Regions from separate parts of the Mus musculus genome. Here regions 1, 2, 4, 5, 6 and 7 are each linked to region 3. Evidence: chromatin loops called from intact Hi-C (ENCODE). Cell type or tissue: left cerebral cortex. All regions are shown on one strand.

Region 1 (4,000 bases), 63 kb after region 3:
TCACCTGTCTCTTCACATCCTGGGGAAGGGAGGCATTTGCAGCCGAAGTTCACTGATAGGTCTAAGAAAGTTCATTGATTTTCAGATCACAGCTGGCTGATTCCCCTCTGAAGATGGGGTGACTTATGGCTCTTTACATGTTGGGGACCCTTCTCTAATTTTCCTGACTTTTTTTTTCTGGAGCTGTGTTCTTTTTTTTAAAATTTTTTATTAGGTATTTTCCTCATTTACATTTCCAATGCTATCCCAAAAGTCCCCCATACCCTCCCCCCCACTCCCCTACCCACCCACTCCCACTTCTTGGCCCTGGCATTCCCCTGTACTGAGGCATATAAAGTTTGCACGACCAATGGGCCTCTCTTTCCACTGATGGCCGACTAGGCCATCTTTTGATACATATGCAGCTAGAGACACGAGCTCCGGAGGTACTGGTTAGTTCATATTGTTGTTCCAACTATAGGGTTGCAGATCCCTTTAGCTCCTTGGGTACTTTCTCTAGCTCCTCCATTGGGGGCCCTGTGATCCATCCAATGGCTGACTGTGAGCATCCACATCTGTGTTTGCTAGGCCCTGGCATAGTCTCACAAGAGACAACTATATCAGGGTCCTTTCAGCAAAATCTTGCTAGTGTATGCAATGGTGTCAGCGTTTGGAGGCTGATTATGGGATGGATCCCTGGATATGGTAGTCTCTAGATGTGGATCTGTGTTCTTTACTTGACTCCATTTTCTGTCTTGTCACCTATTCCCAAACGAGTTCCAGAGCACAGAATTTCCACTGAAGATTGGCTCTTATCTGTACATTTATATGAGGGTCTGACAAGCTCTCGATGAAAGTACCCTGAGTGCCAACCAACAGGTCCAAGACTCGTGGTCTGCTAATTGGAGGGTTTCTCCTGTGGTTGATGGCTTTGGTGAACTTGACTGCTCGGTGTTTCCAGTATGGTTTCTCTTTGGAATTCATGTGTTGGATGACTGAGCCTCAGTCTGATGTCTATGAGGGGAGGGACTCTAGCCAGCCTGAACATGGCAAGCATGGCTCTGGCAGGCCTTGCCCTTCATCCCATTTCCTCTGCCTTGCAAAAAACCATTAAATTACATTTCTAAAGCTAGCCACTAAGGTCCATTCCTTATTTGGCAATTCCCTCCTCCTGAGGCTGACTACCAAGGTCAGCTATCAAAGTATTGTAGTCCAGCAATCAAAAGCCCCCTTTGACTCACCTAATTAACATGCAGAATCAAAATTAAACATCTCATTCTAACACGGGGCTTCCCAATTTGCTTTTATAAACTGTCATTTGCCTATGCGCCACCTCTTTCTCCTCTCTATCCAGAGGGAGTCCTTTGTCCCCACCCTGGACAAACACTCTTTCCCCTCTCCCTTATTCCCTTCCCCTTCTCTCTCATCCTCTATCTCCCATCTTCCTCTCTTATTCCCTGCTCTCTGTCCCTCTGGAGAAAATAAATTCCTTTTTGCCAAGAACTTGGTCTTGGGTTATCCTGAGCGAATGCTGGTTGCTTCAGTGAGAGATGGTGGAACTTAAGAGGTGGGGCTTACTGGGAGGATATCACATAATTGGAACATGTGCTTAGAAGGTATTAATGTCATTTTCATGGTACTCTACATAGTTCTTGTGACAGTGGCTGCTGTAAAGTAACTACCTGATATGTGTGGCCTCATCTGCATGCAGCTCTTTCCTTTGCTCTACCTTGTTCTGATGCTGTCAGTGGTGTACTTATCTGAGGTTGGAAGATAGATCCCCCAGCCATGGACTTTATGCTTCTAAACTTACGATCTTAATAAACCTCCTTTTTCTATAAAGTACACACTCCCAGGTACTAAGAGAGCCTGTGGGTGAGAGGTTCTCAGAGGTTCTCAGCCGGTCTCAGGGAGGAGAAGAATTAGCCTACAATCACCATTCCAGATGCAGGGCTATAGTAGCTGGCTTCTCACTAGGCACGTTGATCTGTGTGCCCTGTGGTGGTGCTGAAGCCAGGGTCCCTCTGTAGCCTTCCAGGCAGCCTGGTTGCCATAGGAGAAGGTGGCTTTTCTATGGTTGCTTCTGGATTTTGGGCTCTTACCCTCTCACTGTATGCTCCCGCCCACCCTGTCCACAGTCCCACTGCCTTGCTTTGGGGATTGGAGCGTGGGGTGCCCACTCATCCAGAGAAGCAAGCTCTCCCAGATTCCCACATCTTGTTGATTTAGTTCTCACAAACAGATTTGAAGTGCTTGCCATCTGCTCTCCTCTTAATTATTTTTCCCAGTTCCACAGAGAGAGGAGGAAGGACATCTCCCTAAAGTCCAGATCACACCAAGGAAGTGTGGCTCTGCCGCCCACCGTGGCTGAGGAGCACAGCTGCCGTCCCTGAGCACAGGAAACCGGAGCATGAGGCCAGCCCTTCTGCCTATGTGGGCCATGCCCCTGCCTGTTGCCCAGCTCCAATGCAGGGACCTCTGGGCTTCAGCAGCATCCTCCCGCAGATCCCTGTATCCTGCTCAGCCAGTGGCAGAGACTAGGGAGAGCTCTGTGCTTCTGGCCAGGACTGGGTCAGTCCCTGTGAATACCTTGCCTATGTGGAGTTTTGTGCTAGTGGATGCCAGGTTGAGAGCTTTATTGGGGAAGCATTAGTGTCTCCTGCTAGTGCTTCCCCAGGGCCATGGCTGTCATTATCTGATGCTGTTTTGCACCTTCTATTGTGTCACATTTATTATCCACTATGCTGGATACTAAAGGAGCCTCAAGCAGCATCCCCACCCCACAGTGTCTCGACACATGCCCTGTAGGCACACACATCCCCGACTAGGGAAGTCAGATGGGTTTTGGAGCTTTCTGGTATGAAATGAGAGTCTTAGCTTCTTCCAGCTCAGGGAAATGGTGTCCAGTGGTATGGTAGATGATTGCAGAGACCCCAAGTCTCCTCCCTAGCTAGAGCCTGCTTTGTCCTGGAAAGCAGTGTGTGTGTGTGTGTGTGTGTGTGTGTGTGTGTGTGTGTGTGTCCCTCCCCTCCTTAACTGTATCCCTTCTTGTCATCAGACCTGCACCTGATCTTGCTTATAGATGAGGCTGAGGGTGTGGTATCTGTAGAAAAGGCAGTCTGGCTCCTGATGTCCATGCTGTTATTTTTAGTATCCAGCAGGTGTTTAATTCTTGCTTCTTTTGGGGGAGACACCCTAGAGATGATCCTGCTGAGAACATATTGAGCCTGATATTCATGCTTGCTGTGTCCCCCCTAGATCCCTCGGAAGCCTCTTGGCTGGCTTTTTGAGATGCTTAGAAGAACTCTGTGTCCACAGTCTTTCTAGACAGGGGCTCTTTAACCATGCAGGATATGGCTGGGTGCTACCTCTCTAGAGGTTTAGGAGTGGCCCATGAGACACTGGGGACTTAGCAATTGTCAGGTACCTCTAGAAGTCTGACTCAGGAGGCAAAGCAAAGCCCCTGTCTCCCCCCCTGGGCCACCTATCTCCTTGCAAGTCTCTGGACCAGGACATTGGGAATGCAGGCTCTTTGGTGCTTATTGCCTCTGCTGGCCAGGTTATCATCATGGGCCACACTGACCACTGTGTCCCACCACATGGCCTCCCAGGAGAACTGTCTGAGCTGTCTATTCTGTAACTCCTAGTCCCCAAGGAGGCCCACAAATGGGAGGTTATGCACATCTACAACCTGTCCCTTATTTCTCTGGGGAAGGGCTCATAGGGTGACCTGGCATTCCTGTCCCACGTCTAGAACCTCATTTTATCACTATTGAAAGCTGTAGTCACCAGCCCTTCTGGGATGGCTTTCTCTCTCTCAGCATGTGGCTGGAGAGGCAGCCTAGCATCACTTTGTGGAGGTGGCACAAAATGTCACTTCTAGATTCACTGCTGGGCTTGCTAGGCTCAGGAGCCGTTCCTCCTCGGTGGGCCCGGAGGGTTCTTTCAGTTCAGCAGAGTGTCTGTGGGTTAACCAGGGTGTTGCCTGCATCTGGCTCAGGGATGCGAACGTTTTTATTTC
Region 2 (4,000 bases), 51 kb before region 3:
ATTGCTTAAAAAATTTTAAAATGAATTTTATTTGTATGAATGAGTTCTTTGTCTGCATATATGTCAACACACCATGGCCTAGTACCCTTGGAGTCCAGAAGAGGCCATCGGATCCCCTGGGACTGAGGTCATGGGTGTTTGTGATTTGCCAGGTGGGTGCTGGAGGTTGATCCTGGATCCTCTGCAAGAGCAGTCAGTGCTCTTATCCTCGAAGCCATCTCTCCAGGTCCTTATAGATTATACCTATGTTTCTTTTAATTCTAGACATCATCTGCAAATAGTTACATTAACTAAAAACTTTAATAATTATATAATGTGACAATTACTTAATACCCAATTCTAAAAACATAGAATTTGTTTATGTGTTATGTGTCCTTGGTGCCCTGGAAAGAGCTGTGAAGTGTATTTTGAACTGAAAGTGAATTGTGTTGATTTTGATAGGCACTGTCTGGTCTATTGTTTTGTTTTATTTTTTTTTCTTTTGAGAGAGAGAGAGAGACAGAGAGAGACAGAGACAGAGAGAGAAGAGACACCAGTATTCCTTTTTGAGTTTATGTGCATCTTGTGTGTGCACTTTCCCAGAGAGGTCAGAAGAGGGCATCAGATCATTTGCTCTGGGGTTATAGATGCTTGTCAGCTGCCTGACGTGAGGTCTGGGAATTAGACTTGGGATCTTTTGCAAGAGCATCGAGTGTTCTTAACCTCTTAACTATCTCTTCAGACCTTTGTTTTGTATTTTTGAGAGAGTTTCTTTATGTGGCCTTAAACTCACTACTATCCTCCTGCCTCAATCTCACCACCATGTCTGCTTTTCCTCCTCCTACTCCTCCTCCTCTTCCTCCTCTTCCTCCTCCTTCTTCTTTAAGAAGAAAATTACTATTTTAAGTCCAAGGAGGACTCTTCCTCCTCCTCTTCTTCCTCTTCTTCTTCCTCCTCCTCTTCTCCTTGAGACAAGGTCACTCTCTCTAGCCCTGGATGTCTTGAAACTCAAAATTTAGAGATATTTGGCCTCAAACTTAGAGATCCCCGTGCCTCTGCCTCCTGAGCGCCAAAATCAAGGGCGCATGTCACCACTCCTGGCCTCAGGAGTCTGTTTTTTATCACTAGTCTCAAGCATGAATTTACTACTTTCCTTTAACCTATTTTATTTGCCATATCTCTGATGTCCCCTTGAGGGAGGGAGTGATTTTATTACGTGAACACACAATGTTGTGTTGATAGTAGATGAATCATGACTCCATAGAGAAGTTAAGTTCTATAGGCCAGCTCCCAGGGCTGTAGGCCAATGCAGATCAGAGTGGGGAGAAGGCTCAATGTCCTGGACTCTAGCTGGGCCCATGAGCTCATTCCAGCACTTTTGTGAGGTTTTCTCTCCTGTCCTAAGTCCTCCATACTGCTGCCTGTTGTAGACCTTGTGTCCCAGGCTTCTGCTGCCAGCTCTGTGTGTCTCATCACCAAACTGTGGTCAGCTTCGAGCTCTCATCTGGTTGGGTTGTGTCTGTATCCACCAGGCTTCTCTTCTCAGGGTGTTCCCATGGCCCTGCCGTGGTTTGTCTCCCAAGGGTTTATGTGATGAAGGTTTTGTTCCCAGTGGGATAGTACTGAAATGTGGTGGGGCCTTTGTGTGAGAATGGAGGCAAGTCTCTTGAGGTGGGCTGGGTCTCAGGAAATTCCATACAGCAGGCTGCTATGACTGAGCCTGGCTCCTCCCTGGTCTCCTACTCCCTCTCTAGTCCTGCATCTCAGTCTCTTCCCTGCTGCCCCTTCCATGTGGTGCTATGTGCTATGAGGGTCACACTGCTTCCTTGGAGTTCAACAACCACGAGGAATGAGAGCCCGTTTTCCTCTCTAAGATACCGAGTCTCCGTTATTTGGTTATGGCAGCAGTATCTAGTCCCTCAGCAGCCTTTCTTATCCTCCGTGTGTGGAATATCCGCTCCATAGAATGTGCCTAGTGTTCTCAGTGGCTCTAAAGCCCAGCGTTTCTTAGTCCTAAGTGTGTACCAGAATCATCCGGTGGGCTGGTAGGCGAGTTAAAGACTGCACTGCGCTGAGAATTTTTGGGTTAGTGGATCTGGGGTGAGGCCTGGGATTTTGTCCATGACATCAGCTATGAGGCGATGCTCACACTGCGGATTGGGAAGCAGTGTGAAACCCACTGACCGAGGCCCCGAGCGAGCGGGGAACCAAATGCGGTTCACTCCTTTTGTCTTTCATTTCTGAAGCGTTAATTGAAGCAAATTTGAAGCCAGGAAATTGTGTATGCTCTGATCTTTGCCAACTTGGGGATCGTACTCACAGCCAGTAATCTGAGCTGTTGCACGGGGAGAAGGGTGGGGTTCCTGGGAAATACCACACATGGACGGGTACATCTAACTTAGCTGCTGTTGGGAGGCGAGAGCCTGCTGTTCCAGTAGATAAACATACTATGTCATTGTGACCGATATGCTTTCTTCCCTGTAGTTGTTTTTCTCACTAAGCAGAGTAGACTCTGGGACTTAGCTGGAATCTGGCGCAGTCACCCAGAGAACACAAATGTCACACACACTATGAGGTTCAGAAGGACCTCGGAAGAAGAAGATCGAAGAACTTCAGATATCTCAAATGGGCAAAGATGGAAGTAAAAAAAAAAAATCCAGGTAGCCTGCCTCGCCGCACCCTCAGTTAGCAGGAGTTACTCCAGCATTGCATCTAGGTCCAGAGGTCCCTCTGGTGATCCTCCACCTTCCTTCACTGCCTTCTTATGCAAATGAGCCCTCACAAGTCACATACTATAGATGGCCTGGTATACTGGCTTGGTATTCGAAATAACTTAAATCTCAAACATGTGTTAAAATGTGAAACTCCACTAAGGTGTAGGAGGAAGACACAGGATATAGTAAATGCAAGTTCAGGGTTCTCATAGCAACCATGGAAACATATTGGAGCACCCTCTTCCTCAACCTGGCCCTCCTTCAGCTCTGCCTGTCTCCAGGAAGGCCACCATCTTCCCTCTCACTGCACAAGCCAGAGAATGGAGAGGAATCCTGGCAGGGCCGCTCCCTCAGCAGACCTCCCGCTAAGAGCACGCACACACTCACACACAGGCAGCTGACAAAGGCCTCTTTCTTTAGCTCTCAGTCCATCTGCCATCCGCTATCTCCCCCATCCCCCTTCATCTGGGCTTGCAGCATCCACTCTGGTCCCCACAATCTGTTCTGCACTTGGCAAAAAGAGTGTTATGCACTTGTGTGTCTATTGATTATCTATCTATCTATCTATCTATCTATCTATCTATCTATCTATCTATCATCTATCTGTCTATCAAAAGCACACCTGTGCTAACAGAATCATAGAAGCATGGCAAAAGATTCTCTGCCTCATACACAGTGAAGCAGACTGGCTCCAGGACACCCTGAGCTGCTATTTCTTACTGACCAGATTGGCAGAGATGAGAATGGTTTTATAACACTGTTGATGGTTGGGGGGCAGAGGGAGTGGTCAGCAGACACTGTTATATGAATCATGGCCCCTGAACGGGGAGGTTTCTGGTCCACAGTACTGTTGCTATGGTAGTTGGCAAGTTTGGTCCAAGTTACACATCCTGATATGGCTTGACCCACTTCTAGGTACTTATAGGGTAGAGTGTTTGTGATGACAACAGTTCGTAATGCACGTGGGTATAAACAATCTAACAGTGAATCACGAGGTGCTGGGTGGAGGGCACATCTGTTCATGGAATTCTATAGAGCTTTAAAAACACCCAAAAAAATCGTCTATGTTCCTTACCATATATGGGTATGTGAAAAAGGGACTTTGGAAAGGTGGTGTGAACCTACATATCTTTTTATCAGGCTCTTAGGGAAACAACAGGGCCCAGTGACGTAAAACCCTAACAAGCCAACCAGGGAGGAGGCCACCCACTCCTTATGTCCTCTGTTGCTCCTTCAGAACTTCAAACCAGACTCATTGCACTGCCCATTCCAAAGCGGTGCACAAGTCTTTCAATGCATGCTGTCAG
Region 3 (4,000 bases):
TGTGATGCTGGGGTGGATGCCAGGGTCTCATGTACTCTACAACGGTGTCCCATTGTGGAGCCACACTCCCAGCCCCTCGTATGTTTAATAGTTGTTTGTAAGCTGGTAGGATGGCTCAGCAATTAGAGGTGTCTGCAGCCAAGCCTGATGACCTGAATTTAATCCCCAGGATCACATGGTGGAAGGAGAGAACCAACTCCTGAAAGTTGTAATGACCTACACACACACACACACACACACACACACACACACACACTCATACACACACACACTCACATACATACACACTCAATACATACACACACTCACACACACACACTCATACACACACACTCATACACACACACTCATACACACACACACACACACACACTCATACACACACACACTCATACACACACTCACACACACTCATACACACACTCACACACACACTCATACACACACACTCATACACACACACTCATACACACACACACACTCATACACACACACACACTCATACACACACACACTCATACACACACACACACACTCACATACATACACACACTCACACACACTCATATACACACACACACTCATACACACACACTCACATACATACACACACTCACACACACACTCATACACACACACACACACTCACATACACACACACTCATACACACACACACACACTCACATACATACACACACTCACACACACACACACACACACACACACACACACACACACACACACACACTCATACACACACACCCTGAAAGGGTAATAGAAGTGCTAAGAGATTAAAAGTCGTTTGTATTTCCTTTCTTGTGAGTTGCCCATTTTATTTTTTAACTTGGGCAAGGTCCAGGTAGGGAGGTGGAGTGCTTGCTAGTGTGCACAATGTCCTGTGCCCTGCAGAGCAGACAGACACATCTGGATCTCACACTTAGCAGTCAGTGCAATGGAACAGTTTTGCATTTAGAGCTGAGCTGAACTTTTTGTCAGGGGGGTCAATAGAATATTTAAGGTGATGGACAACAAGCAAGAAGGAATGGTCAGCTCTAGGAGGAGGAAGAATGGCTCTAGGGTGGACCTATTTGGTCCCTGAGCTGCCAGAGCTGCTCTGCTATTGACTGGTGAGGTAGGGGTGGGGGGTGGGGTAATGGAGGGTGAAAGAGAGGGAGGCAGACAGGTCCCAGGCCTAGGAGGTCCTTACTAGGTCTGCCCCTGTATTCAGTTTTTCTCCAGGCCCTTCTCGGGGTCACCTCTGTCACTGTGGGCATCAGGAAGTTCTTTTCTCACCCCACTCACCCTCCTCTTCCTTTGGTGACATTCCTCTGATCTTCTGCCACCTGGCCTTCATCTCAGGCTAGGACTGAAGGAAGAGAGAGAGGAAGAGGGAGAACCAGGCCAATTGGAAGCATTTGGGGGCTGAAGTGGAGCCCCCCATTCCCTAAAACAGAGCACCCTGTGTGCCTTAAACCTGCAAGTTGCCACAAATGCATAGGGCTGAGTGAAAGGTCAAAGGTGACAATAAAGCCCAACGTTCAAGAATTTCAAGAGGTTTGTTTCTTACTGAGGGTAGCCAACTGGTTCTCATTGGGGGTATTAGAGGTTGGGGCCCTCTCCCTTCTGGACATCCCAGGCAACACAGGTATCAGAGACTCGGTGGTTATCAGGGACCGGGTGAGAAGACCTTGTGTGTGGTTATCAGGGACCGGGTGAGAAGACCTTGTGGCCAGAAGGCTTCTGGTGATTGACTGTGGGGAAGCAGGACAAGGCTTGCCCCTCAGGAAAGGCTTTCTGGGGCCACAATACCCTAGAGAGTCAAGGGATTCGGGCCGGCCGGGGCTCCGCATAGAGCGGAGCTGGCAGAGCAGGGCGCGGTCGCCGCAGCCCCTCAGCGCCGCACGCTCTCCGGAGCCCGCCAGGGGGCAGCGCGGCGTCAGGGGCAGGGTGCGGGCACCGGCAGCATCTCCTTCACCTGTTCTGCCTGCCCAGGACCAGACTGTTAAGGCTCCCCAACTGGCCGGTCCCAGCTCACTCCCAGGAACCTGTGTGCTCCTCAAGGGGCCACCGCGACTCGCGGAGCCTATCTCAGCCCGTATCCCAAGGACCCAGGTCCCAGGTGGGCTCGTCCGCTGTCCCCGCCGCTGTCCCCGCGCCGCACCCGGAGGCGCCGCGCTGGGCGCCGAAGCATCTTTGTCTGCGCTTTGCGCGGCCGCGCGGTCTTGAATCCCTTGATTCCCTAAGGTCTCTTTAGAAAGCGTTTCCACCCCGCGTGGCCGGGCGCAGGAGGAGCGGGGGCGGTCGGTGTGGCGGCGGATAGGGCGGTGCGGGTGCGGGTGCTCCCGGGCCGCGCCGCGTGCGCCCGGTAGAGGCGGCCCTGCGTGTCGTGCGCGGCGTCCGGGGCGCGCCCGCCGCTATCCAGCTTCCCGGGCTCATTAGCAGTCTCGGTGTGCGGCTCGGCGCGGGCTCACAAAGAGCTGCTGCGGCGCCCCGCTCTCGGCCTCGCCGACCCAGTCGGGGGCGGCGGCGCATCGCGCAACCCGCGCGGGCGCAGGTAAGTGGGGCCCGGGGCGCCAGAGTCTCCGCGGCAGCAGCCTGGGTTGCCCGGTTCCGCGTGGGGGGAGCCGGGGCGCAGTGGGGGGCGCGGATGCTGTGGTCCCAGCGCTCCCTTTCGGACCTTGTGGGGCTCTGGAGAGGCAGAGGGGCATCGTCGACAGAGCGGGCCACCGCTGGGACCGGGGGGTGCTACGGACCAGCGCCCCTCTCTCTCCGGACCCACCGGACCCTCCGAGCCACTGACCAGCGGCCGGGCGCGGCAGGGATCAGCTGGCCGCTAGGTTATCAGGGGCTTGCGAAGCGGCGGCGCGGGGCTACCTGGTGTGGCCAGAGGAGATGGTCACTCGTCTGGGTCCCCCTATTATTGCGTTGGGGGGGGGGTTGTCTAGAGGGGAGCTGCTTGGCACTGATTCCAAGTCCCGATGCTGGGCGGCAACTCGGGAGTTTGGGGTCGCTGCTGGGTTCGCTGCTTCCAGGCAACCGGTCTTTGATCTGTACCCCTCCCTCCCCTTTCCCTTTATAATGAGGCCCGGGGGAGAAACTCAGTTAAAAATTCCACACCCCGTATTCTCTGGGGGGATGCGGCGGGGACATGCCCCTTATCCTGGCTGCTTCCTCTTGGCAGGCAGAGCCCGGCAAGGGGACTTGGGTATGGAGGATGAAGGGGAACATTGATCCCAGCTTTTTTCAAGCCTTGTTTTCACAGGGAGCAGTATGGGCAGCAGGCCTCTATATGCCAAAGCTGTGGGTGAACTTCCCCTGAGTGCGGTAGGGATAGGAGCAGGTACCAGTGGGGCTCTGCAAGGGCTTGCCCTGGCTGTAGGCGCCTTAAATAAAGCCTACTAGTCTTAACTTAGAATTCAGTTATGGAAGACTTTTAATTCTTTAATATCTGTTTATTTGTATGTGACTTGACAGAGGCCAAACTTAAATTCGAATTTAAATAAAGCCAGCTCACTCAGGCCTTGTGCACGGTGAAGTTCTTAAACCTTGCTTGTTTTTCTTGGCCTTTCTTCATGTCTGAACTGATTTGTCCCGGTCCCCTTAGACCCCAAGACCCCTTCTTCCTTTATGGATATAGATTTGAGGAAGGATAGTGGTTTCGAAAACAAAGACCCGTAAGCTTTAAGGGTCCAAGTGAACAACTTTTTCTGAAGTACTGATCTGCAGGTGCCAAGAACCAATGGGCAGGCTCCCTTTGGGGCCCGGTCCCTCCAAAGAGGCAAGGATGGGGCTTTCCTGGACAGCAGCAATCTGAGGCAGGGGACTCAGGGCAGAGTGGCTGGGTGACTTTGTCCTGCACTCAGATTGCTGGGTGGTCATGGTGTGCTGCAGAGGGTCTCCTGAACTTTGGAGCTCTGGAACAGAGGGGTGAGTGACACAGACGAAGAACCTGCAGGGACTCCAAGCCACATGGAAGGGATTAGTGGGTCGTGGAACTGG
Region 4 (4,000 bases), 72 kb after region 3:
GAGTTTGCTCAGGCCCTCTATGTTCTTGAGGACCTTCTTCATTGTGCGGATCCTGCATTAGTTACAGTAAGTCATCGGGGGTGGTTTGAAAGCCATCTGAGGATGCACAGAGCTTCTGGGGAAGTGTGCTATGCTGGCGTACACAGAGAAGCACCCACCGATTCTGCTGTCATCAGAGGGCCTCGTATTAATTCCCCAAGAATATCTGTTGATGGCCCTATATTACTGAGATGCTGAGGTAGGCAGGAAAATAGGCCCTAAAGATGCTGATATTCTGATCCTGGGAACATATGTGTCTATTCCTTTACATGGCCCCAAAGACTCCTCTGATTTGACAGTCAGGGTCTTAAGGTAGAGAAGTTATCCTCCATCTTCTGGGTGGGCACATGTTATAATAATTGTATTAGTTAACTTTGTGCCACTGTAACAAAGCACCTGAGGTAGTTGGTTTAAAAAGAAAATAAAAGTTGACTTTGGCTCACATCTTTATGGAGTTTTAGTTCATGCTCTTGGCCCATGGCTTTTGGTCTGTGGTGAGACTGGGCATCTGGCAGGAACAAGTGGTGGAGCCAAATCCCCACTTCCCTGCTACAGATGAAGGAGAGAGGAAGGAGAAAGGGCAAGATGCTACAGTCCCCTCCTAGGGCATGTCTCCAATGACATATGATTTTCTAATAGCTGCCGAATAGAAACTAAACCTTAAACATTGGGCCTTTGTTGGGAAATACCAGGTCTAGACTATAACAATGCTAATGCACTTTGGAGGGACATGGGAAGAGTCAGCTGACGGGAGAAGTTATGTGGTAACAGGACAGAGATTGGAATGATGAAGGTGAGCAAGCCAGATACTGGAGGTATGAAAGCCTTTCTCCCTGAAGCCCTCTGGCAGGAACCAGCCCAGTGCTATTGAAATGCCAGGGACCAGGTAACTGATGAAATGATAAGAAATGAGTTTCTCACAGTTCTGAAGCTGGGGAGCCTCATGGTGAAGGTGCTGGTCTCTGGTGATGGGTTTCTTGTCCCACCACACTGGTGGGAGAAGGCAGGGCAGCGAGGCAGTAAGAGAGACCAAGAGCTCTGAGCATCTCAGGGTCCCACCTCTTAACTGTACTGCATTAGGATTAGCTTTTGATAAATGAGCACTGGAGGCCCTGTTCAATGTCCAGAATCCATGCTGGATTTCTCAGCTACAGAACTGAGATAATGGTTAGATGTCATTTCCGGTAGTTTGTTCCAGCAGCCATAGGCTAAATCTCAGTGTGGCAGCAGGGCTGAACAGTGGCTTCTCCCACTAATGGCTCTGCCACTGTTCAAGTCTTCTCTCTGTTGGAGAGTAGCTGCTGCTTCTCATAAACCCCAGCTACTCCACCTGCCCCCCAGTCACAGTCATGATCACTCACATGTCTTGGGAGATGCAAGCTTACCTTCTGAAATGTTAAACTCTGAATAATACATGATGGAGTTGGGGCAGCTCTGTGGAGCCAGCTGGACCCCAACCCGGGACTGAGCAGTGAGTCTGCTGTCCTGTGGTTGAATGGGGTGTGCGTTCCAGGCCCAAGCTGGCAAAATCTGGTATTCATCTTGCTTGTGACCTGCTGTGGGGCAGGAGGATCAAAAGAGTAGAGACTTTCCCCCAGGTATCTCCTCCCACACTTAAGGATAATGTCTCAGGCTTGGCTCCTACCGGCTGGTTCATTTCTTCTCCCGTTCCTCTGGTGGTTGTCACTGTTGATAACGTTTTCATTGCAGAATACTTTTAGATGTGTGGAAAGTTTGCACTGACAATAAGATAATGTCAAGAACCCCCACCCCCAACCCTGGTTCCTCAGTAGGCCATTTACCACAACCATGGAACCCACCCTGGTCTGTGACAGTTTTTAGAATTTATTTGTTTCCATCTACTTGGGAAGATAGAGGCTGGAATTTTGCACCTTGGTTAGTTTGAATTTCCCTGGTGTTTTTTTTTCTTCTGGTTAGATGGATTTTGAGTTATGAAGAGGAAACCCACAGAAGGGAAGTGTCATTCTAATATCACGTGGTATCTTGATCAATGAAAAATTACCCACTTTCTTTCCAAAGGACTCTGCTGAAGGAAGGGATGGGGGCTGGAGGGAGACTGTGTGCATAAGTGATTTCGGGTGACTGTATGGGAGAATGATATTTAGTTATTCATTCATTCAGACGTTCATGAGTGTCAGAATGGATTCCTGGTTTTGCTTTCTGTTTTTGCACCACACCCCTCTAGATCCGGGGGTGCCACATCTCTGGCTTCATCCCCCTGTGATTGACAGCACGTGGGGAAGCTGCATCTGTGCTGCACGCGCACAGACTTTTCTCCTGTCACTCAGTTTCCTCAAGCGCTCGGCATACGGGCTACTCAGCACCTCCGTCGCATCAGGGATTGTGAATCAGCCAGGCTAGCGTGACTGGAAACACACGGGATGACTCGCAGAGGTCTGTGCAGTTAGCACAACATGTCGCCTGTAGGACTTGTGTTTCCCATGACTGATGTGTACAAGGGGTCCCGGATGAGCCCCGTGGATGCCAAGGGGCCATTGTGCCACAGGCTTGATTTGTTCAAAAATATTAGAAATTTCAGATGCCTTCTGAACCACTTTGACAAACCACTGCCTTCTCATGTTTTAAGCACTTTTTGTTTTAAAGGAAAAAATGATTAAATTATTTTATGTGTATGGATATTTTGCTGTGTGTGTGTGTGTGCGTGTGTGTGTGTGTGCATGCGCGCCGGGTGAGGGGTCCCTTTGAACTGGAGTTGCAGATATAGTTGTGAGCTATCCATGGATACTTGGCATTGAACCTGCATCCTCTGGAAGAGCAGCCAGTGCTCTTAACTACTGCTCCTGCTCTCTGGCCCTTGGTCCTTTCTTACTTTGAGACACAAGATGTTTCAGGCTTATCTTGTATTCCTTCCCCATCCCCAGAGTCAGCCATTTGTCCAATGTGCCCTAGTTTCTTTACTTGAGGATGCTATTTAGAAATCTAAGTCTGGTCAGGTTGAGTGGTACAGGCTCAGACACCATGCTCCTGAGGCCAGTCTGGTCAACATACAGAGACTCTACAAAAGGGAAAAGGTGGCTTTGGATATGGTTTTGTAGTAGATCACTAGCCTAGCGTGTATGAGGGGTTCAATTCTCAGTGCCACAAACATGAATGCATGAACAAATGAACAAATAGACAAGAAGCAGCTTATATGCTGAGTTCATTTGTTTCTACCAAGATACAGGAGCTTCTGGGCTTTCCTCTTCATGTATGTGTATTCAGATCCATGAGGCCATGCATAGGCACCTGGCTCCACTTAACAGTCAGGCTTTGATCAGCCATGAGGGCTCTGGGTGTCCACACATATCAGTATAGACATGAACAAACAAAGGTTCAAGAAAGTGGAATATTACCCAGGTATGAAAAATAGAATAGTGGGGAAGTATCTGGGCACCTATCAGTGAGTTTGAAAAACAAGACATGTATAAACACAGCTCATCAAATACGACTCCAGGCTGCCAATAAAACCATTAAGCTGAAGTTGTTGATCTCTCAGGTGAGGTGTGTTCTCATGATGACTGTTGATCAGTCAGGTGCATTGCGTGTGGTCACTCGGTCATGGGGGTAGATTGTCATCCTGTCTGTTGATCATGCTGCCTGAGTTGTTACATTGTCACACTGACTGTTGATCATGAGTGGGCTGTTATTTTGTTACAGTGAATATATACTCTATTTCACACATGCTATAAAATGCTATATTACTGTGTACCCGCAGCTTGCATTTCTGTCTCCTGAGAACTTCAGCAGTTTTGTACCCTCTCAGCACTTCTGAGAAAAGCAAACCTCCAATTCTTCTGTGTAGCTAGAGAAGCTGATCATTAAAGCAGTGGCGTGAACATCGCCAGCTCCAAGCTGGTGATAAAACAGGCTCACATGGGGCTAGAGAGATGGTGCAGTAGTTAAGAGCACTTGCTGCTCTTCCAGAGAACGGGGGTTCAGT
Region 5 (4,000 bases), 120 kb after region 3:
TCACAGAACCTTCTGATCCAAAGTACTGAGGCCATCTTGTGGTCCCCACTCCTGGACCAGATTTTTTTCTTGAGTATTAGCCATGCTAGAAAACCTGTGGCACCCCAGGAATATGGTCGGTCTCCTCTACTGATTTTCCCTTTAAATGTGTTCTAGAGAGTATTCAGACTCTCCTACTTGATGTGTGGCTTAGGCAGCTCACAACTTTGGAGATTGTGGGTACAAAGGTGGCAAAGTGGTGGGCTGTGAAGTCAGGTACCCTAGGCATGGTACTTGGTACTACTGATGCCAGGCATGGTACGGGGTGACTTGGAGTGCACATAGTAGGGATGGTGACTAGCATCACCTGTGCTGGGGATGGTGTGACTAAGGGTAAGGTAGCTCCAGCTTTATGGCTCTGACAGCCTTAGAACAAAATACATGTTTTTCACAGTTCATTTAAGCCACACAAGTCTGTGACACAGGTTCCTAGGGAACCCCCTTTTCATTTAATGACTGAGGTTGTTTCTGACCAGGGTTCCTATTATAATTTTAATGTTGAATGCCTCCTCTCCTCTCCCTGACATCCCTACCCCTCAAAAACAAAAACAAAAACCCATGCATGAGAAACTTGGTCTCCATCCTATGACATTATTGGAAGGAGGCAGATCTACAGTCAGGGAGGAAGTTAGGTTGGTGGAGACATGCCTTGCAGGGCACAATGGGATCTTGCCTTCTCCCACCTTGTGTCTAACAGCTCTGGTTGGTTCCCTTTTGCCATGACTGCTGCTTCCCAGTTCAGAAGTAATGGGACTGAAGCATTTGAACAGAGACAAAGCAAACTGTTCTCCCGTGTTCTGTCACAGTGACGAACAATGACTGCTACAATCACAGAGCCCCCAATCTCCATCTGGCACCAACCTCGGGCCTCCAGTGGCCCCTTGGAGTTGACTCCTCTCAAGAAAGGTTATTTTCTCAAAGGCCAGAGAGGAACTCCAGGGCCCTGTTTCCAAAGAACAGCTGAGCTCAGCAGTCGACATAGCCTGGTAACATAAGCAGATGCTCCTGCCTCTGCTGTCTATGAGGGGACTGGGTCTTGGGTCTCAAACCCCATAGTGCAAGGTTGCCTGTCATCCCCACCCTCTAAGATCTTGAAGGGCTGAGTCTGAGGTGGCAGTGGCTGGGAGGCTTTGGCAGCAGGCTCTTCAGGGAAGAGGAGGCAGCCAGTGACTGGGCTGGCCACATCCTACTGAAGTGCTAGCCCCCTTGGTGCTGACATAAGTGCATGTGCTAAGGACCAGCACACTTTTTTTTTTTCTGTTTGCATTTTTTACTCGACCTCAGTCCAGCTGGAAGGTGATGAATGATGAGAAAACACAATGTCATTTTCTGACAAACCAAGGTCAAAAGACATCAGGAAAAGCCTGGATTAAACTTTGTCAACTCAGCCCAAGAGCTCTACCAAAAGGGCATGGGAGCTTGGGGTTCATTAGGCATGATATTATGTCTGTTCTCAGCTATATGCTTGTGTGTGTGTGTGTGTGTGTGTGTGTGTGTGTGTGTGTGTGTGTGCATGAGCACACATGCATGCCACGCACTTATGTGGAGGTCACAGGATAACTTTAGGAGTCATTTTCCTCCTAAAACTCTGGGTCCCGGGAATTGAACTCATGTCAAAGGGCCTGGCAGGAGGTGACTTTACCTGCTGAGCCATCTTGACAGCCCGAGATTCTTATTTATATTCTCAGTAAAGATTTATAATAAAACACCTTCAGTAGCTTGTTGGCAAGATGTTGGGATGGATCTAGGCTCATATTACAGTGGCCAGGTCAACAGGAAGCATGGTGTCCCCAATGTCTGGTCTTAGTAGTCACAGTGTCAGGTCTGCTTTTTTCTTTTTACTAGGAACAAGACACCCTGTCCAGTGCCCTAGGGAAGGGGAGATGAGTCCACTTTTGAAGGGTTTGGCAAAAAGTATGGGAGCACATCTAAAACACTAGGGGGAAGATCAGTATCTGACCTCTCCCTGCTCATATCTTCCTGCCTCCCACAGGGAGCACTCTTCCTTTCATTTGTTACTTTCCTGCACTGCGTTTGTAAATATGCCTCTACCCGTTATTTTTACGGGCTGTCTGCAAAGCATATTGTAAATGATACCAGGTCACAGCATTTATTTTTTTCATCTGTAGCTGCCTTCTTTGCTTAACCTTCTGCTGGAGAGTTTCACCCACAGGAGTTGTAGCCAGAGCACGCCCTGTTGGGGTGGTGCTGCGTGGCGGTGTTGCTTGTCGGCTCCCATTGATGGATGTTCAGCTGCTTTCCAGTCTCTGGCTGTTACAAACAAGGCTGTCATGGATATTTATGTGTGTATCTTGGTGAACGTGAGCCAGATTCATGAGGCGTGCTTAACAAGGAATTGCTGTGGGGTTGAGGCTGTGAATCTTGAATTTTACTAGAAGTAGCCAAATTGCTTTCTGGACTGGGTGGGTATAGCAAGCAGCTTCCTCTGCAGTTCGTGTGAGGCTCCCCTCTGCTCTTTCCCTGACAACACTCAGCATTCCGGTTGTTTTTAGTGTTTGTTAGTCTGAATGCAGGCTCTGCCTGTGGTGGGTTGAATGAGAATGACCTCCACGGGCTCATAGATTCAAATGCTCTGTCCACAGTTAATGGAACAATTTGGGAAGGATTAGGGGGTGTGGCCTTGTTGGAGAAGGTGTGTCAATTACTGGGCTTTGGGGTTTCAAAAGCTCACACCAGACTCAGTTCTCACATACTCTCTATCTGGCTCCTGTTTGTGGATCAGGAAGCAAGCTCTCAGCTCCCATGCTCCTGCCACGGTGGTCATGGGTTTGCCCTCTAAAGTTGCAAACCCCCAGTTAACTCTTTCTTCTATAAACTGGTTGGTTGTGGTATGTATGCAGCAATAGGAAAGTCACCAAGACACCACATGTGGCTTTGATTTCTATTCCCTGCCTGCCAATGAGACAGTACATCTTTCATATATTTATGTTTATTTCTAATTGATTTTATCTACTTGTTCTTTTGGGATGGCTGGACCTACTCTTTGCCCCATTTTGTCTTTTCTTGTGGTCAGCCTAATCTATTGTTTGACTTATGTATTGCAGATATGTTTTCTCTCTTAACTGCTTTCAATGTGGCACAGGGCTGAGAGTGTGGACTCGAGGGCCATCCTGCCAGGATCAGATCTTTGGCTCGGTATTTCCTCTGTGGCCTTGACTGAGCTAATTCATCTGCCTCAGTTTCCTCCTCTGTGAATGGGGCTGAGAAGGGGAAGAGGTTTGTATCCATGAAGCAGATCTTTGTCCCCCTTCTACTGGGGTTGTACAATTCCACAGGTTTGATAACTTGTAAAGAATAGATGTTTCTGTGGCTCACAGTTCTGTAGTCTGGGAAAAACAATATGAAGGGACTGGAGTCTGATAAGACCTGTGTCACCTGTGGCAGAAGATGAAAGGGGAAGACAGAGAAGGAGACTGAGAGGGAGGAGAAAGAGAAGAGGGCTGAGCTCATCTTCCCTCAGAAACCCACTCCTGTGATAGATGAACCACCCACATTAATGGATTCATGAGGACAGAGACCTCCTGACCTAAATACCTTTGAAAGGTCCTGCAGCTCAGCACTCGCATTTGGGTTAGATCTCCTGTGGGTGAACTGTGGCGGACACAGCTGAACCCTAGCACACGATGATGAGCTTCATCTAGCCTTGCCCTTTGAGGTCACATGGGAGCCTATACACGGGCATTGCTGCCCTGTGCACACCCTGTGGGTTCTGTGTCATCCTTTGATGGGCTGGCAGGCCCTGCTGCGCTTGGCTCTCAGCCTTCTATAAAGCCCTCCCTTCAGTCCCCAAGCTGCCTGAATCAAAAGCAAAATCCTCTAGGGGACACCTGGGAATTGGGAGGCACCAGGCTCCCCACAGCAAAAATAGAAGCTTCATTTGCTTTGGAAAACAAATGACAGTGAGAAGGGAAACCAACTGGGGTGGCTGAGGAGGCTGGGG
Region 6 (4,000 bases), 79 kb after region 3:
GTCCTGGGGTGTTTGTTTCAGGAGGGCTGCCAGAATCCAGATACTCAGGTTCATTGTGTATAAAATGGTGGCATATGTAGAACTTAAAGCACATTTCCCTACATGCTTTAAATTTATTTATCAAAAATTATTTTATAAGGAGTAGGGTATGTCCCTGGCTGTCCTGGAACTTGCTCTGTGGGCCAGGCTGGCCTTGAAATCACAGAGATCTGCCCCTCTCTGCCTCCTGAGTTCTGGGATTAAAGGTGAACATTACCATGTCTGGCCCTGGGGGACAGAGTTTTAATGCAAGGACTCAGGAGGCAGATGCAGGAGGACCTCTGTGAGTTCAAGGCCAGCCTAGTGTGCATATTGAGTTCCAGGCCAGCTAGGGCTACCGAGTGAGATCCTCTAAAAAAACATTAGTGTACATTAATTGGAAATAAAAGAATGCCTTTCACTGTGACATCTTCATATGTGTAGGCCAAGCACTTTATCATATCATCTCTCAGTGACACAGAGTCTTGAACACAACTTGGGTGCTGTCACACTGCTTTGTTTCGTGGATAATGATAAGAAAAAAAAATGACATGTTCATGGTCCAGGGAGATGACTCAGTGGGGAAAGGTGCTTGCCACCAATCCTGACAACCTGAGTTTAATCACCAGGACCCACGTGATGGAAGGAGCGAGTGGGATTCCAGATGAGTGTGGCTGTCCTCTGATCCAGATGCATGCCACGGCATGCCCAGTGCCTACCCCTGGCAATAAATAAAATGTAATAATAATGAAAAAGACACCTTTAGTAAAGAGACATTTCTTTTCCTGGATATTTTGCCCAAGATTGGCTTATGATTGGCTAACTCGTAAGTTGCACACCCCAGGATGCAGGCTCGCTCTGCTGCGCTGAGTGGAGTCTGAAACTGTAGGCCTTTTCCACACTCTGATTTCCTTTCATCTCCACAGAAGCTCTTTGGTTCATTAGCAGTAATGTGATGTTCTCTATTCTGTGTTGGTTTTAGAATTCTGTTGCTCTCTAATGCATTTGCCCATGATGTGCCTGTGGGGTCTTCAGAGACCCACAAGGGCAGCTTTCTCCACCATGCCTACCATTCAGTAGGTGACAGGAAGCCTGCCCTGGAGCATGCGAAGGGTGACACTGTGCACTCAGAGGTGGATTTGCTAAAGAGCCGGGACTGGAGTCCTGTCCAGGTTCCCACTATGCAGCTGTCTGAGGCTTTTATAATTAACGCTAATGGCTGAGCCGTCATGGCTTGTTTAAATTACCCCAAGAGGAACATCAGGTCTATTAAAGAAACCTGATTGTAGCTGCCCACCTGCTCTATTCAGGGACATGCATCTTTTGTGGGAATTCTTCTGGGTAATTAAGAGGGTCTGAAAAGCTGGTTTTATAGTCATTGATTGAACTGTAGATAACAATGAAGTCAAATAATTTTTTAAAAAGCTGTTTCCATCTTCATAAGCATATGAGGAATTTGAATTAGAAAGAGTTCTCCACGTGCTGCTCAGGCATCTGGGGGGAGGGCACATATGGCCTCTGTAAGAGCTCTGGACAGGTTCCCACCATGGGTGTCTAGTGAGCAAGGCTCTGGTGGTTTGCAGGGCTATCTGTATCCCTCTCTTGGTTTGAGCCCACACAGGAGCTGCAAGATCTGCAAAGAGCTGCACCCACCTCCTCTGCAGACTCGGAAGCTGCGTGAACAGAAGACCAGTGTCACAGCCAGAGTGGCTCTGGTCTGAGGATGTGGGTCTCCCGTGCAGGCTTTGCCACCAGGTTGGATATCTGTAGATGTAAAGAATTGGTGCAGTTTGCTTACACGTGCAGGTGCTATGCCCAGTGCTGGTGTGGCAAAGGGACAGGGAGGGCCCCCGTTTATGTGGTCGAGTATCATATTTTATAGCACCATGGGCACTTGGAGGAAAGAAAGACAGGATGGTGTCCCAAGCATGGGAGCTGCATGCACAAAGGGCACAGACAGGTGTAGCTAGCAACAGCAGTAAGTGCAGCCAGCAAGGGCTTTGGAAGGCTTTATGGAATAATATCTAGAGTTTGGAATTTATCCAGTGAGTCCTGGATGCCACGGTAAAGGTTTAAAAAATGAGAGCATGTTTTAGCTTTAAACTTAACACACAGAGACACAAACCTATGCACACCCATGCACACGCACAGACACACACAGACACATACATGTGTATACACGCCGACACACAGACACACCCGTATCCCTATGTGATCAGTTCCAGGTGGACAGTGAATGGCACTCATGTGTGTCACATAGCACAGCTGAGAGCGAGCGGCACAGGGTGTTTATTTTTCCACTCATCTCCTGAACTTGCTAAGCGTGACTGACGCCCTCTCTCCCCACCCCCACCCCCAACCTTCCACTATCATTCTGTCTTCTTTCTCTCTGAATCTGACTGCGTGTGGAGCTATGCCTAAGAGGCTTAGGTGTAACTTCGGAAGAATCTTCACCAAATCACTGAGAGGCACACCCGGGGCCTCGAGTGTATGTGTGCTTTCGACTGGCGTGCTTCACTGAGGGCTCCTCCGTACAGCACATCTCAGAATTTCCATTCTGTTCGTTTGGTGTGCTTGTGTGTCTGTCTGCCTCTGTCTCTGTCTCTCTTTCTCTCTGTGTATATATGTGTGTAGGGTAGAAGCCAACACTGTCTTTTTTTTTTTTTTTTTTTTTTTTTTTTGGTTTTACGAGACAAGAGTTTCTCTGTGTAACCCTGGGTGTCCTGGAACTCACTCTGTAGACCAGGCTGGCCTTGAACTCAGAAATCTGCCTGCCTCTGTCTCCTGAGTGCTGGGATTAAAGGCATGTGCCACCACTGCCCAGCTAACACAGAGTGTCTTTTGAAGTCACTCTCCACCTTGTTTTTCTGAGACCAGGTCACCATCTCAGTGAGCCTTAGAGCCAGTCCTAGACCTAAGACTTAGATCTAGTCCTGCTCCCACCTTCCAGCCCTGTGATTCCAGATGTGTGTGGAGAAGTCCGATTCTTTATGTGGGGTTAGAGATATGAACTCATGACCTTGTGCCTACATATGGCAAATACTTTACCCACTGGGCATCTCCCTAGCCCCAGTATTTCCAGACGGGTCAAGGGTAAGCAATGCCCAGTGTGTGTATGGATCGTGTTTTGTCTACTCACTGATGATGTGATGGCGGCTGGGACTGTTACCGCTGTGAAGATCTTTGCTTCCAGTTTTCATCCATACATACATACCTAGCAGCGGGCTTTCTTGAAGACACATCATACTGTTTCCCACACTGGCCATGTGGGTTGAAGCCAACGCTCTTGTCTGTCACATCCAACACCAGGTGCACATGGGAGGCATCTTCACATCAAATAGCCATCCTCTGCCCTGGGGTCAAAGGAGACTGAGCAAGACAAAAATTATTACTGGGCCAAGGCACTACAATTTAGGGATTTCTTGTTGCCTGAAGAAGCTAGTCTCTCCTGATGGGTCTGAGGAAGCTGCAAAGAGCTGTAAGTGCAAATATGGGTTAGGACAAAATGATGCCACTTTGGGCCAGATCACAGGCTTAACGTCTCAGTGTAAAGAGCCCTCGGGGCGGCAGTGCGGTCTCTGGGCTGGGGATGGGCTGCCTTCTGTAGATGATGCTCTTGCAGGAGAGTTAATTACCACGCTCTAATGAGTGTATTTTGCAGGTGGTGCTCAGCTCCAGCTTGACTGCCCACAGCTGCCCTAGCAGGGCAGAGCTGCCCAGAGCTTGTGAGCATCGTAGCTCTGCCAGTCTTATCAGACCCAAGCCTACATAAACTTAGGAGACAGCCCCAGACTCTGCGGACCTCATTAGACTTTCAGAGCACGAGAGTCATTTTTTTAGTGGTTATTCCCAAGTTTGATTTGACTACAGAAATGTCTTTTTAATATCAGAGAATTTCCAAGGCTTTCTTTCATGTGGCTCCAAGTCATATACTTAAAACTGTTTTGGTCACTCAGCAGCCTTTTGCTAAGAAAATATTTTT
Region 7 (4,000 bases), 140 kb after region 3:
CATAGCAAAGAAAGATCAGTCCATAGCAAGATCAAGACCTATAATGGTATTCTTAATTTAGACTCTTTTAAATTAGTTTTCATTTCACAAGCAGGACCCTTTACTGGGTGAAGTCTTGCTCTCAGGATACCTTTCCCTTTGTCCCAGTGCAGAGCATGCAGTGTTTTATTTTCCATGATGTTAATTAATAGCAATACTGCTTACACCCTGCCTTGACGGCAACTGTACATTTCCTTTTGCAAACCATACACTTACATCTCTCTTCCATTTGACCTCCTTCATTGTAAACCCAGATAAATTCAATATGTAGTAACCATATTACAGGGTAGATGCTTTCCTATTTGAAAGATAGTCCCACCAAACAATGTAGCTGATTATATTTTAATTCACTCTCAAGGTCTCAGAACAGAGGCAGGATGGTGTGAAACTCTTTTCCAGAACATAACATGAATGCCCCTAGTCTCCATCTCTGAGCCCTTATCGTCCTCTCAAACCTTATGAGCTAATTCGCCACTGTTTACATTCCTCCTGGCATTATTTTCTTTAGACTCCCACTGGAATGGCACATTTAACTCTATTTAAAGCACATTAGAAATTTTCTAGTCCAAAGTTCCAAATTCTTCTATATTCCTCTTACAGACTAACTCTAAAGAGCTGAGAACCACACAGTCAGGTTCATCATAGCTATGGTCCCACGTTTGGTGCCAGTTTTCTATATTAGTTACTTTTTTCCTTGTTGTGGCAAAAGCAATTTGAGAAAGGAAGCAAGGGTTTACTTCAAATTGAAGTTTGGGGATACAGCCTCTGTGGTAGGGAAGGCGTGGTGTCAGGTGGTTCCATGGTAGCAGAAATGGGCATCTGGGACTCCTGACATGTTGGCAGATTAAGACACAGAGTGTGGACAGGCTATACTATCTTGATGACTTCCCGCAGGAATCTGCTTGTTGCAGTGAGGTTCCACTTTCTAAGTAGTTCTGTAGCTTTCCAGATGGTGCCATCAGCTGGGGACCAAGTGTTTAACACTTGACTCCATGGAGGAACATTTCCCATTCAAACCACAACAATGCCCAAAGGTTGCTAGAAATGTCCATGTGATATTTTTGCTGATTTTTGAATTTTAAAATAATGGATGTACTATTTTGAGGTAACTTCTTTCACATCATGTTGTGCTTTTGAGTTATCTACTGGCGTTGAGTATGGTTGTCATTTCCTGACGACTGCTGTTCTACATTTACGTGGTGTTGATATGCAAGAGTTTGTGTTTTCTTCATTTGATGGACAAAGATCCTCTTCCATTTTGTGGTCGTTATTGCTTCTAGGAATATCCTTATATGTTGGGTGCTCATGATTGCATTTCTAGGGAGTATCTTTCTAGGGATCTAATGGAATGGCTGTAGGACCTGAATGCATTTGCGTTTTTGCGAACAGGACGACTAATCCATTTTCTGAAGTGGTTGTTCCAAATTTCACTTTCAGCTATAAGTGCCAGGGTTGAGTTTGCTTCACATCTTGCTACTAATTGCTGTTGTCAGCTTTAATTTTATATCTGGCAGATGTGTAGTGAGATCCTGTAGCCTAAATTTGCATTTCACAGAATACTAATGAAGTTAAGTATCCTTTTAGAACTTTCTTATTGTTTTTGGAAATCTTACTTGAAGTTACTGTGCAGGTACTTGGCTCAGTTTTTCTGCTGGCTTTTTCCTTCTATCACCTTGTTGGAGTTCATATAGTCAATACATTTAGCATGTTATGTGTATGAGTGTGTGTGTATGTGTGTGTGTGTGTGTGTGTGTGTGTGTGTGTGTGTTTGCTATATTTCCCCCAACATATGTGTAGATGCTTTCTACCTTGGTTTCAAGGGTAGCTTTTGATGAAGGGTTATCAGCATTATATTTTAAGTCAATATGGTAAATGTCCTTGTAAGGACGTTATACACACTTCAAAAACTTGAAAGCACTCTGCAGTTCTTTTAAAAGTTAATTAATAACTACGTATGGGTAAACACCTGCAAGTACGCCCACATGGAGGACAGACAAGGGTGTCAGATGCCCTGGAACTGCAGCTAAAGTCAGTTGTGAGCCACCATGTTGGTGCTGGCAGTTAATCCCAGATCCTCTGGAAGAACAGCCAGTGTTCCTAACCACTGAGCCACCTCTTCAGCCCCTGTAATTAAAATGTTTGCAGCTTTGTTGTTTTGACTTTGAGTTGGTTTTTTTTTTTTTCCTGAATGTCTGGATTGAAGTATATGCCAAGATTTGCTCTCCTTTTCATGGGTGACCAGTGGACCGAGCATAATTAATCAATATCTTCACGGTTCTGTTTGAGGTTTGGCGGTTTTCAGAGTTCGTTCTCATTCTCTTTTTGCCCCACAGCCATCCTAGGAAGGGCGGGATACCATTGCTCTTGGTACTGAATACCATTGCTCTTGGTACTGACAACTTCAAACCGTGACAGCCCTGTTACTGCCTGCAGACTCCTCCAAGGCCTAATTTCCTAACCTCCAAGGCCCCTCCCACTTTCTCCCTTGTTATTGATGCCATGTGCCTTCCTGGCTGTCTGGTTCTCCTCTGGGTCATATGTGCCATCCAGCACCAGTCTCCTGTCTGAACTACATTTGGGTCGGAGACCGATCCCCCCTCCCTTGGCTTGATGTCAACACCGTGGTGTCATGTTTTCACAAATGAGATCATTGACAGCATTCAGCCCCACTGGCCTATTTGTCAGAGGATAAACACTGCAGCGTCTTAATTACCTCACTTTTATAAAGCACTTGCTGTCCTGTGTAGTTCTCCAGTCGTGTTCTTTAAGAGTATCTTACTGCATTTGTCCTTTGCATTTCCACATAAAATTTAGTTTAAATCTTTCAATTTCCATGTAAACACTTGTTTCTAAACACGAACCTTGCAGAGACTTGATGAGATCCTTTGGGGTCCAGCTCCATCTGGAAGTTGACAAGAGTATAACAGGAAGTTTTCCAGTCCCTTCATTGTGGTTTTTTCTTCCTTCCTTCCTTCCTTTTTCCTTTTCCTTTTCCTTTTCCTTTTCCTTTTCTCTTTTCTCTTTCTCTTTCCCTTTTCCTTTTCCTTTTCCTTTTCCTTTTTCTTTTTCTTTTTCCTCTCTCTCTCTCTCTCTCTCTCTCTCTCTCTCTCTCTCTCTGCTTGGCCTTGGTGGGGACAGAATGACATGGTTCCTGCCCCTGTGACAGGACCAGCCTTCACGAGTGTCCATGGCTGTCATGGACATAAGGCTTGTTTGTATAATAACATACATATTTTCACGTTCCTCCGAGGAATGTCCTCCCTGTTAACTATTAATGACTCCATGATAATCACAGCATGAGTCTGGGAGGCAAAGGTGTGGCTAATGTCTCAGCAAAATGGTAACCACTGGGACCTTCAGGGCAGCCCTTAAGGACGTGGAAAAGAACTCTAAACATATGAGCCCCAAAATATATAATTTCTCAACTATGCAAAAATTAAAGATGCAATATGAATTCTATGAGGAGCTTCACAGATCTAGAGGAACAGAGGCAGCTACACTATGAGCTACACTATGGGCCAACTTGTCAGAAAGATACCAAGAAAGGAGGTAAAGAAGTGTAGGGAGGGTATGGTTTTGGCTGTGGTATCAAGGCGTGTGTTTGGGATCTAGGCAATGGGTGCCTCATGATGTGTTAAGAGGTGCCGCCTCCTCCTCTCCTCGATAGAGTTTGGTAAATATTGGCAGCTTTTCCTTCCTTTTACCTAAGTCAAGGCAGGAATTTTTAGTAGCTGCCATTCAGGAGAAATGAATGTATATCCACTTGTTCACTTGTGCTCTGACATACTTCAGGACCCCCTCTCTAGGGAATGGTGCCATCCACTATGGGCTAATTAACTTAATTAAGACAACCCCCCACATACATGCCCATGGGCTAATCCACTGAAGACAGTCACTCATGAAGACTGTTTTCCCAGGTGAATCTACATTGGGTCAAGTTGACAGCACTTACGATCACAGT

The links. Hi-C counts contacts between places; a loop is a spot of excess contacts. Peaks named below come from ENCODE experiments on the same cell type or tissue, not always from the same donor. Only the 100,000 strongest peaks of a DNase experiment are listed, where the experiment ranks them.
Region 1: a loop joins it to region 3, with 2.9 times the contacts of the local background. A loop is called at or near these places in 5 of 42 quality-filtered maps.
Region 2: a loop joins it to region 3, with 4 times the contacts of the local background. A loop is called at or near these places in 14 of 42 quality-filtered maps.
Region 4: it touches region 3 in a loop (3-fold over the local background); 5 of 42 quality-filtered maps call a loop at or near these places.
Region 5: a loop joins it to region 3, with 2.9 times the contacts of the local background. A loop is called at or near these places in 4 of 42 quality-filtered maps.
Region 6: it touches region 3 in a loop (2.9-fold over the local background); 3 of 42 quality-filtered maps call a loop at or near these places.
Region 7: a loop joins it to region 3, with 3 times the contacts of the local background. A loop is called at or near these places in 3 of 42 quality-filtered maps.

What each region holds. Positions count from the first base shown.
Region 1 is chr7:64,562,899-64,566,898 of GRCm38, forward strand. The region is part of intron 2 of Apba2 (amyloid beta (A4) precursor protein-binding, family A, member 2); the gene reads left to right. Among named protein-coding and RNA genes, the nearest start is that of Apba2, 63 kb to the left of the region's middle. In left cerebral cortex, no CTCF peak of the experiment used is centred here; DNase peaks (open chromatin) are centred at 2,181 and 3,868; H3K27ac peaks cover 2,804 bases.
Region 2 is chr7:64,448,566-64,452,565 of GRCm38, forward strand. No RefSeq gene overlaps it. Among named protein-coding and RNA genes, the nearest start is that of Apba2, 52 kb to the right of the region's middle. In left cerebral cortex, no CTCF peak of the experiment used is centred here; DNase peaks (open chromatin) are centred at 2,355, 3,102 and 3,748; H3K27ac peaks cover 1,061 bases.
Region 3 is chr7:64,499,699-64,503,698 of GRCm38, forward strand. Apba2 (amyloid beta (A4) precursor protein-binding, family A, member 2) reads left to right here and starts at 2,440. Exons shown (of 15, transcript NM_001291166.1): 1 at 2,440-2,555. In left cerebral cortex, a CTCF peak has its summit at 1,921 (motif pointing right); DNase peaks (open chromatin) are centred at 1,979, 2,351 and 3,121; H3K4me3 peaks cover 2,653 bases; H3K27ac peaks cover 2,799 bases.
Region 4 is chr7:64,571,995-64,575,994 of GRCm38, forward strand. All of the region lies in intron 2 of Apba2 (amyloid beta (A4) precursor protein-binding, family A, member 2), which reads left to right. Among named protein-coding and RNA genes, the nearest start is that of Apba2, 72 kb to the left of the region's middle. In left cerebral cortex, no CTCF peak of the experiment used is centred here; DNase peaks (open chromatin) are centred at 2,356 and 3,802; H3K27ac peaks cover 1,699 bases.
Region 5 is chr7:64,624,334-64,628,333 of GRCm38, forward strand. All of the region lies in intron 2 of Apba2 (amyloid beta (A4) precursor protein-binding, family A, member 2), which reads left to right. Among named protein-coding and RNA genes, the nearest start is that of Apba2, 120 kb to the left of the region's middle. In left cerebral cortex, no CTCF peak of the experiment used is centred here; a DNase peak (open chromatin) is centred at 2,368; H3K27ac peaks cover 745 bases.
Region 6 is chr7:64,578,893-64,582,892 of GRCm38, forward strand. All of the region lies in intron 2 of Apba2 (amyloid beta (A4) precursor protein-binding, family A, member 2), which reads left to right. Among named protein-coding and RNA genes, the nearest start is that of Apba2, 79 kb to the left of the region's middle. In left cerebral cortex, no CTCF peak of the experiment used is centred here; DNase peaks (open chromatin) are centred at 1,609 and 3,393; H3K27ac peaks cover 2,908 bases.
Region 7 is chr7:64,643,645-64,647,644 of GRCm38, forward strand. All of the region lies in intron 3 of Apba2 (amyloid beta (A4) precursor protein-binding, family A, member 2), which reads left to right. Among named protein-coding and RNA genes, the nearest start is that of Apba2, 140 kb to the left of the region's middle. In left cerebral cortex, no CTCF peak of the experiment used is centred here; a DNase peak (open chromatin) is centred at 1,515; H3K27ac peaks cover 515 bases.